Linked DNA regions of Homo sapiens: regions 1, 2 and 3 are each linked to region 4. The links are chromatin contacts, found by Hi-C or POLR2A ChIA-PET in ENCODE. All regions are on one chromosome and are shown on one strand. The core of a region is the stretch at or near the end of the contact, and the rest is flanking DNA. Distances in the headings are between cores, read along the strand shown.

The links. A loop is a pair of places that touch in the nucleus more often than their neighbours do. ChIA-PET counts read pairs that join two places held with the same protein, here RNA polymerase II (POLR2A). Pooled maps may share reads with other maps.
Region 1: a loop to region 4 is called in a pooled map, with 2.5 times the contacts of the local background. The contact joins the promoter of VWCE here to the promoter of LRRC10B in region 4. A Hi-C loop is called at or near these places in 2 of 50 pooled maps. POLR2A ChIA-PET finds 5 or more read pairs at or near these places in 2 of 52 experiments (WTC11 and activated naive CD4-positive, alpha-beta T cell).
Region 2: a loop to region 4 is called in a pooled map, with 2.4 times the contacts of the local background. The contact joins the promoter of MYRF here to the promoter of LRRC10B in region 4. A Hi-C loop is called at or near these places in 2 of 50 pooled maps. POLR2A ChIA-PET finds 5 or more read pairs at or near these places in 2 of 52 experiments (HepG2 and WTC11).
Region 3: a loop to region 4 is called in a pooled map, with 6 times the contacts of the local background. The contact joins the enhancer-like site here to the promoter of LRRC10B in region 4. A Hi-C loop is called at or near these places in 6 of 50 pooled maps.

What each region holds. Positions count from the first base shown.
Region 1 is chr11:61,293,932-61,296,846 of GRCh38, reverse strand. It overlaps VWCE (von Willebrand factor C and EGF domains), which reads left to right and starts at 1,531. Exons shown (of 20, transcript NM_152718.2): 1 at 1,531-1,919. The coding sequence starts at 1,810. RefSeq lists silencers at 1,452-1,521, 1,702-2,011, 2,452-2,711 and an enhancer at 1,778-2,480.
Region 2 is chr11:61,751,345-61,754,077 of GRCh38, reverse strand. It overlaps MYRF (myelin regulatory factor), which reads right to left and starts at 1,442. Exons shown (of 27, transcript NM_001127392.3): 1 at 1,288-1,442. The coding sequence starts at 1,333. It overlaps MYRF-AS1 (MYRF antisense RNA 1), which reads left to right. Exons shown (of 4, transcript NR_026882.1): 4 at 1-49. RefSeq lists silencers at 1,293-1,392, 1,513-1,652.
Region 3 is chr11:61,731,312-61,734,257 of GRCh38, reverse strand. DAGLA (diacylglycerol lipase alpha) reads right to left here. Exons shown (of 20, transcript NM_006133.3): 9 at 2,817-2,941. Among named protein-coding and RNA genes, the nearest start is that of MYRF, 20 kb to the left of the region's middle. Within about 2 kb of position 1,385, at least 5 of the 41 ENCODE cell types and tissues checked have a DNase peak (open chromatin) inside an H3K27ac peak, as active enhancers do.
Region 4 is chr11:61,507,246-61,510,019 of GRCh38, reverse strand. LRRC10B (leucine rich repeat containing 10B) reads right to left here and starts at 1,271. Exons shown (of 1, transcript NM_001145077.2): 1 at 1-1,271. The coding sequence starts at 1,021. The coding sequence ends at 143. It overlaps MIR4488 (microRNA 4488), which reads right to left and starts at 1,424; the gene lies at 1,363-1,424.

The DNA of each region.
Region 1 (2,915 bases), core at 282-2,781, 210 kb after region 4:
TCGGGAGGCTGAGGAAGGGGAATTGCTTGAACCCGGGAGATGGAGGTTGCAGTGAGCCGAAATCGTGCCACTGCATTCCAGCCTGGGCGACAGAGAAAGACTCCATCTAAAAAAAAAAAAAAAAAAATGGGGCCACACAGCTTCAGGTAGGGAGACCACTTGGCAGCTTGTGTTTAAATAACATAAAAGCACAACAAAAAATGCCTGCTTTTTTTCGTTCTTTTTTTTTTTTGAGATGGAGCCTTGCTCTGTCGCCCAGGCTGGAGTGCAATGGTGCAATCTTGGCTCACTGCAACCTCTGCCTCCTGGGTTCAAGTGATTCTCCTGCCTCAACCTGAGTAGCTGGGAATACAGGCGCCCGCCACCATGCCCAGCTAATTTTTGTATTTTTAGTAGAGATGGGGCGTCACCATATTGGCTAGGCTGGTTCTGGAACTCCTGACCTCAGGTGATCCGCCCACCTCAGCCTCCCAAAGTGCTGGGATTACAGGTGTGAGCCACCGCGCCCGGCCACCTGTGGTTTTTCTTTACTGCAAACTCAATGTGTCATAATTAACATCATGGGGTTGCCAAAAACGTAATATTAGGGTGCATTAGTAAAAGTATGGTGTCTGCAGGAAGGAGGCACGAGTCCAGGCCACCGCTGGTACGCCATGTCCATTTGTGGCCACCAATGTTAAGCACCTCAGTAAAGGCAGAGGTAGCAGGAAGGCCAAAGGAACAGGGATTGTTCAACTGGGAAGTGAAGACACTTTAAAACAAATGTGGTTCAAAACTGGATTGGGCCGCTTCTTAACAGATAGTGAGTTTCTTACCCCTGGAAGTATTTAAGCAAAATCTTGACTAATTGTGGGTGGCTAAGGGAAAGATTACTGCATGGAGCAGAAGGTAAAATCAGTTATCCTTTCAGCTTTCTCCCAGCGGGATGATTTTGATTTCCGCACCCCTTCTTTGCCTAAATCCCTAGGCAGCCCCCCAGTCTCTGACCACGGCCTGGGGCAGCTGCAGAAGGGGCAAAGAGGAGCCTTCCAGATCTGCTGCTGCCTCTCCACTGCCAACGGCGCCAGCTGCTTCCTGGTCTTGCCACCAGCAGTCGGGAGGCCGGCCATCTGCCCCCTGGGTGCCCAGAGGAGCCCGGGGCTTCAAAAGTGGCTAGGGCCCCAGGCCAGGGAGCGGTTGGACCCACAGATCAACGCACTCCGGCGTTAGGGTGCAGACCTTCTGGCAGGCTGGGGGCAGGCCTAGAACTGCTCAGCGGCACAGCGACCTGGCGTCGTGGGTTCGAATTTCCACGGTTCCCACCTCGTCACAACAAGGCGTCTCGGGTCCCACCGACAGGGGCCATGCCCGGGGCGCGCAGCCTCTGGTGCTAGCCTTGTTCCCGAAGTCTGTTTCCTCCCGGGGCCTCGGTCTGACGCCTTCAGTCAGCGCTTCGCAGGAAGCCGACTCCCAAACCGGGGCAGGGGGTGTGGGCCGAGGGCGAAACCCCGCCCCCAGGGGTCCCTGATCTTTGCCCCCGCCCCGGGCTCCGCGCCTCTCGGAGAGGCATCAGCAGGCGGGCGGCGTTGCCTTTGTGTGTTTCGCTTCGAGGTGCCAGAGACCCTCCCCACAATCGTCCGCCGCGTCCCCTCGCGGCCCTCGGCCCCTCCTCTCGGCGTCCCAAGCCCCCCTGCTCAGCTCTGCGTGCCATTTCGGGGATCGCTGGTTCGCTCCCCACGGCGCCAGGAGGAGGGGCGAGGGCCGGCAGCCCCCTCTCCCGCGCGCGGCGCAGGAGCCGAGCCCAGCCCGGGGGACCCGCCGCCGCCGGTCATGTGGGCCGGACTGCTCCTTCGGGCCGCCTGTGTCGCGCTCCTGCTGCCGGGGGCACCAGCCCGAGGCTACACCGGGAGGAAGCCGCCCGGGCACTTCGCGGCCGAGAGGTAAGCGCCCGGAGCTCCTCCCCGCTCCCCCGCCCGGGAGAGCGCTACCGGCGTGCAGTCGAGAGGCGCGGAGGGGCGCTCAGGAGCCGCAGGCAGCCGCGTGTCGGGGCTTCCTCTGGGGTGCTATCAGCGCGGGCACAGCTCGGGGACGGCACAAAGAGTCAGCAACTTGTGCCTCTAGGCGGGTGCTCATCGTGCCCCCCTGGCTGGGGCTGTCCAGACTGGGACCTGGGAGATCGGAGGTCCAGGCGTTGGGTGACTCCTAATGTGCCCTGGAGCGCGGACCTCTGGAGAGGGGAGCCCAGGACGTGCCATCTGGTCTCCGGACTGGCTGGCTCACCCCCCAGCGTGCCCGTGGCTCTGCCCGGGCAGCGCCTGGCCTCCCCTGCCGCGCGGGGCTTTCCCTGGGTCTTGGCCCTACGAACTTCATGGACCTTGGAACAGCCGGGGTCTCTGGGTCACTTTTCGTTTTCTGTCCGTGCGTGTGCGCGCGTGGGGGTGGGGTGCATGCCCCTCCGCTGTCTTTCGCGATGGATGCCGCCCTCCGCACGTGCTTTCCCCCGGGCCGCGGTGGGGCCGTGCGCGTGTGTGCGTGATGCTCGGAGCTAGGGAACACTGTGTCAGCAGGCGGCCTGGCCCGCGGCCACGTCCTCCGGGGGGCGCGCAGCGGGGGCGGCCCGGCCAGGCTTGTAGCTCACACGTGTGTTCCACAGCCACCGCCAGTTCCTGCTCAGAACCTGCCCCGACTCCCCGGCGTTCCACAGGCTCCCACCACCTGTCCCTCTGTCACCAGCCCTAGGAGGCTCCTTAGGGCGCTCTGGCGGGTGCTCGGTCCCTGCCCACCTGAGAGTTCGACTCCATCAGCCTCCCTGGGCACCCTTTTATCTGCCGCCTTGGTGGCACTGCCTGTCCGTTTCTGAGAGTCCCAAGGCTCCGCTCATTCGCCCGGTCCCCTCCTTCTCAGGCTGCTGCCATAATCACTCCAGCAAGGGGGTG
Region 2 (2,733 bases), core at 193-2,692, 240 kb before region 4:
GCCCTGTAGCCCTGATAGGTTCACACATGAAGGGAAGGTTCTCAATGCACCAAGGAGCAGGATGTGGCCTTAGGGACTAGAGGGAGCTCGGGGCAGGGGCTGGGCTCGCTGCATTGGTAGACAGGGGCACAAAAGGGGGCCAGAGGGTCTGGCTAGATGTTCCAGGGAGGTTCTGAGAAGCGGAGTGGGCTGGGAGGCAGTCAGCCAGAACTTCCCCTCCCCCTCCCACTGCGGTCCCATCCCTCCAGAACCCAGCACCAGGAGGAGTGGTGGCCCTGCAGGAGGGGCAGGGGTCGTCCAGGAAAAGACAGGGAGTTGGTTAGATGGAGGAGCAGACCTCCAAAACCAATGTAGGGGTGGGGGCAGAAGAAGATATTATGGGGTGTATGTCAATTCCACCCCAGAGGGCTCCTTTCGGTCAAGTGGGGGTGAGGTCACTCTTTGAGGGGGCGAGGTCAGAGAGGCACAGCTCCAGGGTTGGGGGGACATAGTGCTGAGGAGCCTCAGAGGGCTGGTGGGATGCAGTTCACAGCACTAGAAGGGTCTCAGAGAGCAGAGGTGACCGGTGGCAGGGATGTCAGCTTCAAGAAGGTTCCAGCCCCAGGAGAGCATGCTAGGGAGGGGGGTCCCAGCCCCAAACAGGAGAGCAGTCACTAGGCAGCATTGTGGAAAGCAGGTGGCAGTCTCCAAGGGGATCCAGGCTCGAAAGTGGTCCTACCCTCATGGAAGCACAGTGGGGAGGTCCCAGCTCCTAGAAGTCATGGGGGATGGCGCCAACCAGAAGGGCACACAGGGGGTCTTGGTCTCTAGGCGGGGGTCACAGATTCTGGGAAGCAGGCTGGGGTCCAGCCTCAAGAGGTACGGAAGGTCCTAGAAGGCACACCGGGGGTCTGGGCCTTGAATGGGGTTGTATCCCGCTTGGGGTTCTGGGGAAGCAAAGTAGAGGGTCCCCAGACTCGGGAAGTTTGCTGGGGGCGAGAGTGTCACAATTTAGGGAAAGTTCCGGGTCCTGGAAGGCTCAAAGGAGTCCGGACCTGGAAGGGGACACAGTCCCAAGGAAGCTGCGAGTTGAGGAGCGGGGAGGGGGAGCCCAACTTCAGCGGCGGTGGGTGGTAACCGCTGGGGGACTCCCAGCCCCGGGAGCCTGTCTTGGCGGGCTGGTGCCAGCCTGAAGGAGGGTCCCAGCCAGAGGAGGCGGAAACACAGCGAGGAGCCCCAGTTCCCGGGGAGATCAGCCGGGGGTTCCCAGCGCCAGAGGGTCGCCGCCGCCAGCCCGCGGTCTCTCACCTTCGAAGAAGCGCTGCAGCGCCTCCGTCTCGTCCACCACCTCCATGTCCCGCCTGCCCGGCGCACACTCCAGCCGCGGCCCCGCTACAGCCCGGCCCGGGGGCGCGGCATCGCCGGCGCGGCCCGCGCGACAGTCCCGGCTGGGCTCCGGCTACGGTCCCGCCCGGTCCGCCGCCGCGCTTGCCCCCCGCGCGTCCCTGGCCCGGCCCCTGCCCGCCCCACGCGCCCCGCCCGCCGCGCCCAGCGCCCCCTGCCGGCCCGCGCCGCGCCCAGCCCGGCCGCGGGCACCACGCTCCCGACTCCTGCAGGCGGCGCTCAGCGCTGGGCAGTCCTAGGCTTGCGGGGCGCGGGGCCGTCCCGGGTCGGGGGACGCGAGACCGTCCCAGGCTTGAGGGGCGCGGGGCCTTCCCGGGTCGGGGTGGGGGCGAAGGGCCGCTTGGCCTCTGTGGGGTCGGGACTGGAAGGGTGTGCCCTCGCCGTCCTCGCCTTCGTCTTGCACGGGACAAGATGTCACGATTCCGAATCCAAACCTCAGAGACAGCCCCCATCCCTCTCGTTAGCCACCCACACACCCCGCTCAGCAACAATAACAACCTGCATTTAGGGAACGTGTGTTATGTGCCAGGCCACACAGGCATTATCTCATGTACTCCTCACAGGCACCTTATCAAGGAGATGCTGTTGTTACCTGCATTTTACAGATGGGGAAACTGAGGCTCAATGCATTAAGGACTGCCAGGAAGCCCTGTCCTGTGGCTGTGATGATGGAAATGTTCCCTGTGTTGTTCAGTATGGTAGTCACTGGCCACAAGTGAGCACTGGAAATGTGCCTATTGAGACTGAGGAACTGATTTTTTCATTTTGTTTAATTGTAATTAAACAGTTACGTGTGGCTGTGGTATTGGACAATGCAGGTCTAAAAGCTCCTTTTTTTTTTGAGATGGAGTTCGGCTCTGTCGCCCAGGCTGGAGTGCAATGGCGCGATCTCAGCTCACTGCAACATCTGCCTCCTCGGTTCAAGCGATTCTCCTGCCTCAGCCTCCCCAGTAACTGGGATTACAGGCGCCACCACGCTGGGCTAACTTGTATTTTTAGTAGAGACGGGGTTTCCTCATGTTGGCCAGGCTGGTCTCGAACTCCTGACCTTAGGTGATCAGCCCACGTTGGCCTCCCAAACTGCTGGGATTACAGGCATGAGCCACCGCTCCCCGCCCTGCCTAAGAGTTTCAAGGTCATTAAAGTTCAGAGCCAAATCCTGGCTGCCCCGGGAATCCGAACTCTCCTTTGCCGTGGCCCTGTCTGGTATAATGAAACCTGGAGGTTCTAACTCGATATAAGTCCAGGATAAAGCGGTTGTCCTTGTGCCCCTGCCTTCACCCTTATGACTGACTGCCTCCACATCTCTGTCCTGCCCAACTTGCACAGCCTCTCGTCTCACTGATATCC
Region 3 (2,946 bases), core at 136-2,635, 220 kb before region 4:
CGGCCATGCCACTCGGTCAGTACACGTACTCGGCTTCCCTTCAGACTCAGAGCTGGACTCCAGGCACTCCCTCACCTCCCCTACCCCTGCCCTGGCAGCTCTGCCTGGGACTGTCATGGTGGCCTCGACTGGCCTCCTTGCACTTGCCCCTACGCTCTCAGCTCAGCAACAGAGTGGCCCTTTTAAGATAAGTTGAGCCACATCATTTTCTTTTTAAGACCCTACAGCAACGCCCTGTCTACCCCACCTGGCTCTGGTCTCTCTGACCTGCTGCCAGCGTGTTCAGCAGCACCTGAGACAGCGTGGCCTGGCCCTTGCTCCTCTGGGCCTCTGTTCAAACGTCCTGTCACAGTGAGGTCTCTCTTGCCACCTCATCTAACAGCCAGGGCTCCCCAGGCCCCCAGCACTCCCCATCCCAGGCACCTGGCTTTATGTGGGTCCAAAGTGCCCATCCGCTCCACCATGTGCCCTATTTGCCTTGTCTATGCGCTGTCCGCCTCCTCGCTGGGCAGTGAGCACCACAGAGAGGTCCACAGCTGTATCCCCAGCACCCAAACAGGGCCAGGTACACAGTAGCCTCCCCACAGAAATGAATGAGGCAGCCTGGGAGCTGGGCACCCAGCTAGGTGCAGCGGCACCTCAGGCCACCAGAGGGAGCCAGCATCCAACTGCTAAGGCACCAGACGCTGGAGCCCACGTGACTGGGCCTGCCAGCTGTCACGGGATGACAGCTGAGATTTTATTAAGAAGCTTGGATTCTGGTGATGCTAGGAGGTTTGTCTTCACTCAGAGCATCACCTGAGTGACTATTACACACTTTCCAATGGGGAGAGACTTTGCTGAGAAAGCCACAGTGCTTGCTGGGGGGACAAAGCCGATGTACAATGGGAGAGCATGGTCCCCCACACTGCAGGTCAAGTGGTGATGGGCCAGGGTCTAGGGGCTGAGCTCCTGTGCTCGGCAGCTGTTCCCTCTCCAACCTCAGCTGAGCATGAGGCTGTAACAGTGTGGCCTTTGGAGACTGGAGGCTTGAGTTTGAACCCTTGCTGTATCACTTCCTGACCGCAAGGGCCTGGAGGTCACTCAGCCATTCTAAGCCTCAGTTTCCTCTTCTGTAAGAGCAGGTGGTGACAGCTACTTCACAAGGCTGGTGTGAGATCAAGGGTCCAAGATGCAGAAATGGTCTGGCCTATAATAGGTTCTTAATAACGAGTGGCTCCTCGCTTCTCCGGTGACAGGGCTGCCTCTGAGTCAGTGATGTGTGGGCCAGGAGGACCAGTCAGGGGAGCAGGGCCAGCACCCCGGATGGGAGGGCCCTGGGGCTCATCCAGGGCAGGGCTAGGGCCAAGCCAGAAGCAGGCCTGGCTCGCTGTGCTCTGCATGGGCTGAGAACTGCTGCCAGGGGAGAGGCCTGGGCCCGAGGCAGATGGGCAGCCCTTCTCCCTCTGGCCAGGCTGTTATGGACAGGCTGGGGCACTGGACTCTGGCCTCCTCCCAACACCCTGGGCTGCAGGCCTGCCTCTCTCTGCCCCACAGGCACCTGGTTCTTCCAGGCAGGGGCCTGGCTGGGCCCTCATGAGGTCTAGGGACTCTGCTCTCTCTGCAACACTAAGGCACCTAATACAAATGCCAGCACCCCTCCTGTCTGCAGAGCACCAGAGAGCCCTGCCTGCCAGTGATACCCTGGGTTCTGAAACACCCTATGGGCAGGCAGGACAGATACCACCTGTTACAGTTTAGGAAACAAAGGCTCTAAGAGCTGTCCCCACACCACCAGTGAGTAATGGAGCCTGGTGCTCATTTTGAAGAGTTCTCTGCCACAGCTGGGACTCCCAGGGATGCAGGCAAGAATGCCAGGCACATGCAGCTGACAAAGATGGGAAGGGGGCATGAGGTGCTCTAGTCCTCTCTGATCAGTCGCTGGAGGGATGGTGAGAATAAGGCCCCGAGAGCCACCCAGCTTTCTGAGGACAGGGAGGGCGCTGCAGAGTGGGTGTGGCTGCTGTGGGTCCCAAGGGCAGGGGTGTCAAGGAAAGAAGCTGCTGCCCAGCATGCCAGCCTTTCCAGAACGGGAGCCCAGGGAACTGTCCTCCTTCTGCCTGGCATGAGCTGAGGGCGGAGACACCCAGGACAGGGAGGGGTTCCTCCTGGAGCAGGCGCCCTTCTCTGGCCCACTTAGGAATGCAGAGTCCACCCAGCCCCCAAGCGGTGGGCTGAGCGCAGAGCTAGGCTGCAGGCCAGGTCTGGGGCTAAGGCCTTTCCTAGATCCTATGAAGAAGGTTGGAGCCTTAACTAACAGGCCTTCTTGGTGCCTTTTCAAAGACCTCTATGGATTGGGCCTCTCTACTAGGAAAGTCCTTTCTTCTAGAAAGGCAGAGCACATGAGGGGAGCCGAGAGAAGGGAAGATGTGGGCAGAAGGGAATGGCTGAGGGGGCAGAGAGAGAACGCCAGAAGGGGAGGGGAGGCAGCAGTGTGGGTGTTATGCAATATCTCATCTAGCCCTCTCCAAAAAATTCCACGAGGTATGTATCAACATCTCCACTTCGCAGATAAAGAAACTGAGGCTCAGAGAGGTGGACCCACTTGCCCCAGGCTGCAAGTGACAACATCTGGATTCGAACCCATAACTGTGTGACTCCGAAGCCTACAACTTCACTGCTCAGGGATAACACAGAACTAGAAAGGTTGAGGCCCAGAGAAGGTGTAGAAAAGAAGCCATTCAGGGCAAAGCAGTAGGCGCAGCCCGGTAGCCCTTCCTCACACACCACCCGGGAGGAGAGGTGCAATCGCTGGGGGATGGGACAGGGGTACTCACGAGCAGGACCGAGCCAGTTGGCAGAGGCCGCAGGCGGGCTTCCGCATCAGGTACATGGGCCACCCGTAGGCAGCCAGGGCAAAGAGCATGTAGTAGCAGACCTCTTTGTAGCGGAGCATCTCTTGCTAGA
Region 4 (2,774 bases), core at 22-2,521:
CTGCCTGTGCCCGGCAACTCGCCAAAAGTAGCCGTTCCATTGACCTAAGTAGGGACCCACCAGTCCCGCAGGCCTAACCAGCCAAAGCTTCCTAGAGCCCCTCCTCTCAGAGTGGCTGAAGCCCATCAGCCAGAACATAGGCTCAGGTGCCCAGTCCTGGAGCGGCTTCCAGGGCGCGGAAGCTGCCCCCGGGGGCGCCCAGAGCCCGGGAACCAGCGCCGCCTATGAGCAGGTCTTCCTCCTCCTCATCCTCAAAGGCCCGCGCTGGGCGCCGGGGCGGAGGCCGGGGCGTGGGCTCGTCGCGCTCCGCCATGCGCTCGACGGCGCCCTCGCCCACGAGGAACACGGTGTCCGCGACGCGCGGGGGCCCGGTGACGGGGTTGTGGTCGTAGGAGAAGACGCGCAGCGCGCGCAGCGGGTGCAGGTCGGGGAAGCCGCCCAGGCGGTTGCGGTCGAGGTCGAGGATGTGCAGGCGGCCCATGCGCAGCAGCGCGGGCGGGAACTCCTCGAAGCGGTTGCCGTAGAGCCAGAGGCCGCGCAAGCCCGTCATGCGCGGCAGCTCGGCCGGCAGCGCGCGCAGCCGGTTGTCGCCCATCTGGAGCGACTGCAGCGCCACCAGGCGCAGCAGCGGCCGCGGGAAGCGCCGCAAGAAGTTGCCCTCGATCCAGAGGCAGCGCAGGCTCTGCAACTGCGCGAAGTCGGCGGGCAGCGCCAGCAGCCGGTTGCCGCCCAGATAGAGGCGCGTGAGGCGCGGCAGGCGGCACAGGCCGTCAGGCAGTCGCTCGAGCTTGTTGAAGTCCAGCGCCAGGATGCGCAGCTCGCGCAGCTCCTCGATCTCCTCCGGCAGCTCGCGCAGCCCCGTGCCGCTCACATACAGCTTCTGCAGGCGGCTCAGCGCGCACACTGCGCTGGGCAGCCGCCGCAACCGCCGCCCGCTCAGCTCCAGCTGCTGGTCGCCGCTGCGCAGCTGCTCCTCTGCGTCCGACGGCAGCTCATCCGGCGTGGACTCGGCGATGCCCATGGTCACGGGCCCCGGCCGGGGCCGCCGCCACTGCCACCGCCAGGCATCGCCCCGCCCCGGCCGCCCCCCAGCCGCCCCGACGGTGCCGGAGCCGCGCCGGCCCCCGGGCCCCCCGCCCCGGCCTTCCCCCGCGCCGGGAGGGGGGCCGTGCGGGGCCGGGAGGAGGCACCCACTTGGGGCACCGCCGCCGCGCGCCGCGCTCCACCGCCCGCCCTCGGGCCTCCCCCGTTGCCTCCGCCGGAGGCCGACTGGCTAGGGTTCGCGCTGACTCGCAGCTTAGCGACCCGTCGCCCTGGCAACCCCGACGCGCGTGCGGCTGCCAATGAGGCGGAGGGAGGGCGGGGCGGGGCGGGGCCAAGGCGCCACCCTAGTGGGGTCCCAGCGCCGGAGCCCGCCCCCTACCTGCCCATCCAGCCCACCGCGGAGCAAGCACAAGCCGAGAGATTCCCCGCCCCGGCCAAGCCTGGCACTGAGACCCGACGCCCGACGCTGTTTGGTGTGCGGTTGTGTGCGCCCCAGAGCCGCGGGTCCAAGAAGGCGAAGGAAACGCTGGCGGTGGATCAAAGACTCTGGACTAGAGGCTCACAAGGAGGGGCTGAGGGGCGCGGTCACTGCGAGCCATTCACGTCCAGCGGCGTGCGGCCGGCCTACCTGCTGGGATCACTTCAGTGTAGTAACTCGAAACAGTGTTACTGTCCGGCCCTTTTCACATCTGCTGGTTTTACCGGGCCCCAGGGCTTGGCTCCGCCCCGCCTAATTGCCCTACAGCTTCCTCATTGCTACACTCACACCCCTCTCTCCTGCCAGGATCCCTCCACCGACGCTCAAAGTCTGTGTGTGGCTGCGGTGGACAGAGGACTGGGACACGTGAACGCCTTTGAGCCACCAATCATGGCCACTCTCATTCCATGACTCTTCTTCCTTCGCCTGCTACCACCAGCAGCAGTTCCCCCCTGCCTTCTCCCCCCACCTCCCATCCGGAGCCCTCCTGCGGGAGCTCCTGGCAGAAAAGCACTGGCTGTCACTGGCTTCGAGCCCACGTGTGCCCAGCACTATGCTGAAAGCATTGCGTTGAGTCCTTGGCACAGCCTATGAGGTAGACACCCTCATCACCCCGATTTTAAAGATGGAGAAACTGAGGGTCAAAGAGACATGACTTGAGCTGGGTCAGTCTGAGCTGAGTGAAGTGCCCAAGGTCACCCAGCTGATGAGCAGCTGGATTCGAAGCCAGGTAGTGTGACTCCAGAGCCTGTGTTCCTAACCATAAACCATACCGATAGATGGAAACAAGGTTCACTCCACCTCCAGCAATGAATTTTCTCACAACAGAGCCTCTGATTCTCTGGACAAAGCTACAAAGACAGCACTATAATCCCACATGAAAGATGAGAGAAGTGGCCTCGCGGGGATTAGGCACCCTGCTTACGGTCACACAATGCATAGAGGTTGCAGCCCGGGAGCCAAATTTTCGGGCTCCAAGCCTCCTGCCTCCTGCCTTCTCTTGAACCCGGCTGGTGTGACCCATGTAACTGGCTGAGTGGACTGACTTCAGGAGAGCACGCTGCCCTTTGGCCCACCCCCATTGCCATCCCCACTGCAGGGGAAGGGGGATGGAAGACAGCCCAAGGGCAGAGAGCAGTTGCCAATGCAACGGGAGGAAGGGAACCATCCCCACTGGAAAGTAAGCTGCCCAGCCAGGGAGGTTTGGGCATCTCCTTCCCTGCTGGCACAGGCTCTAGAGCATACAGTAGAC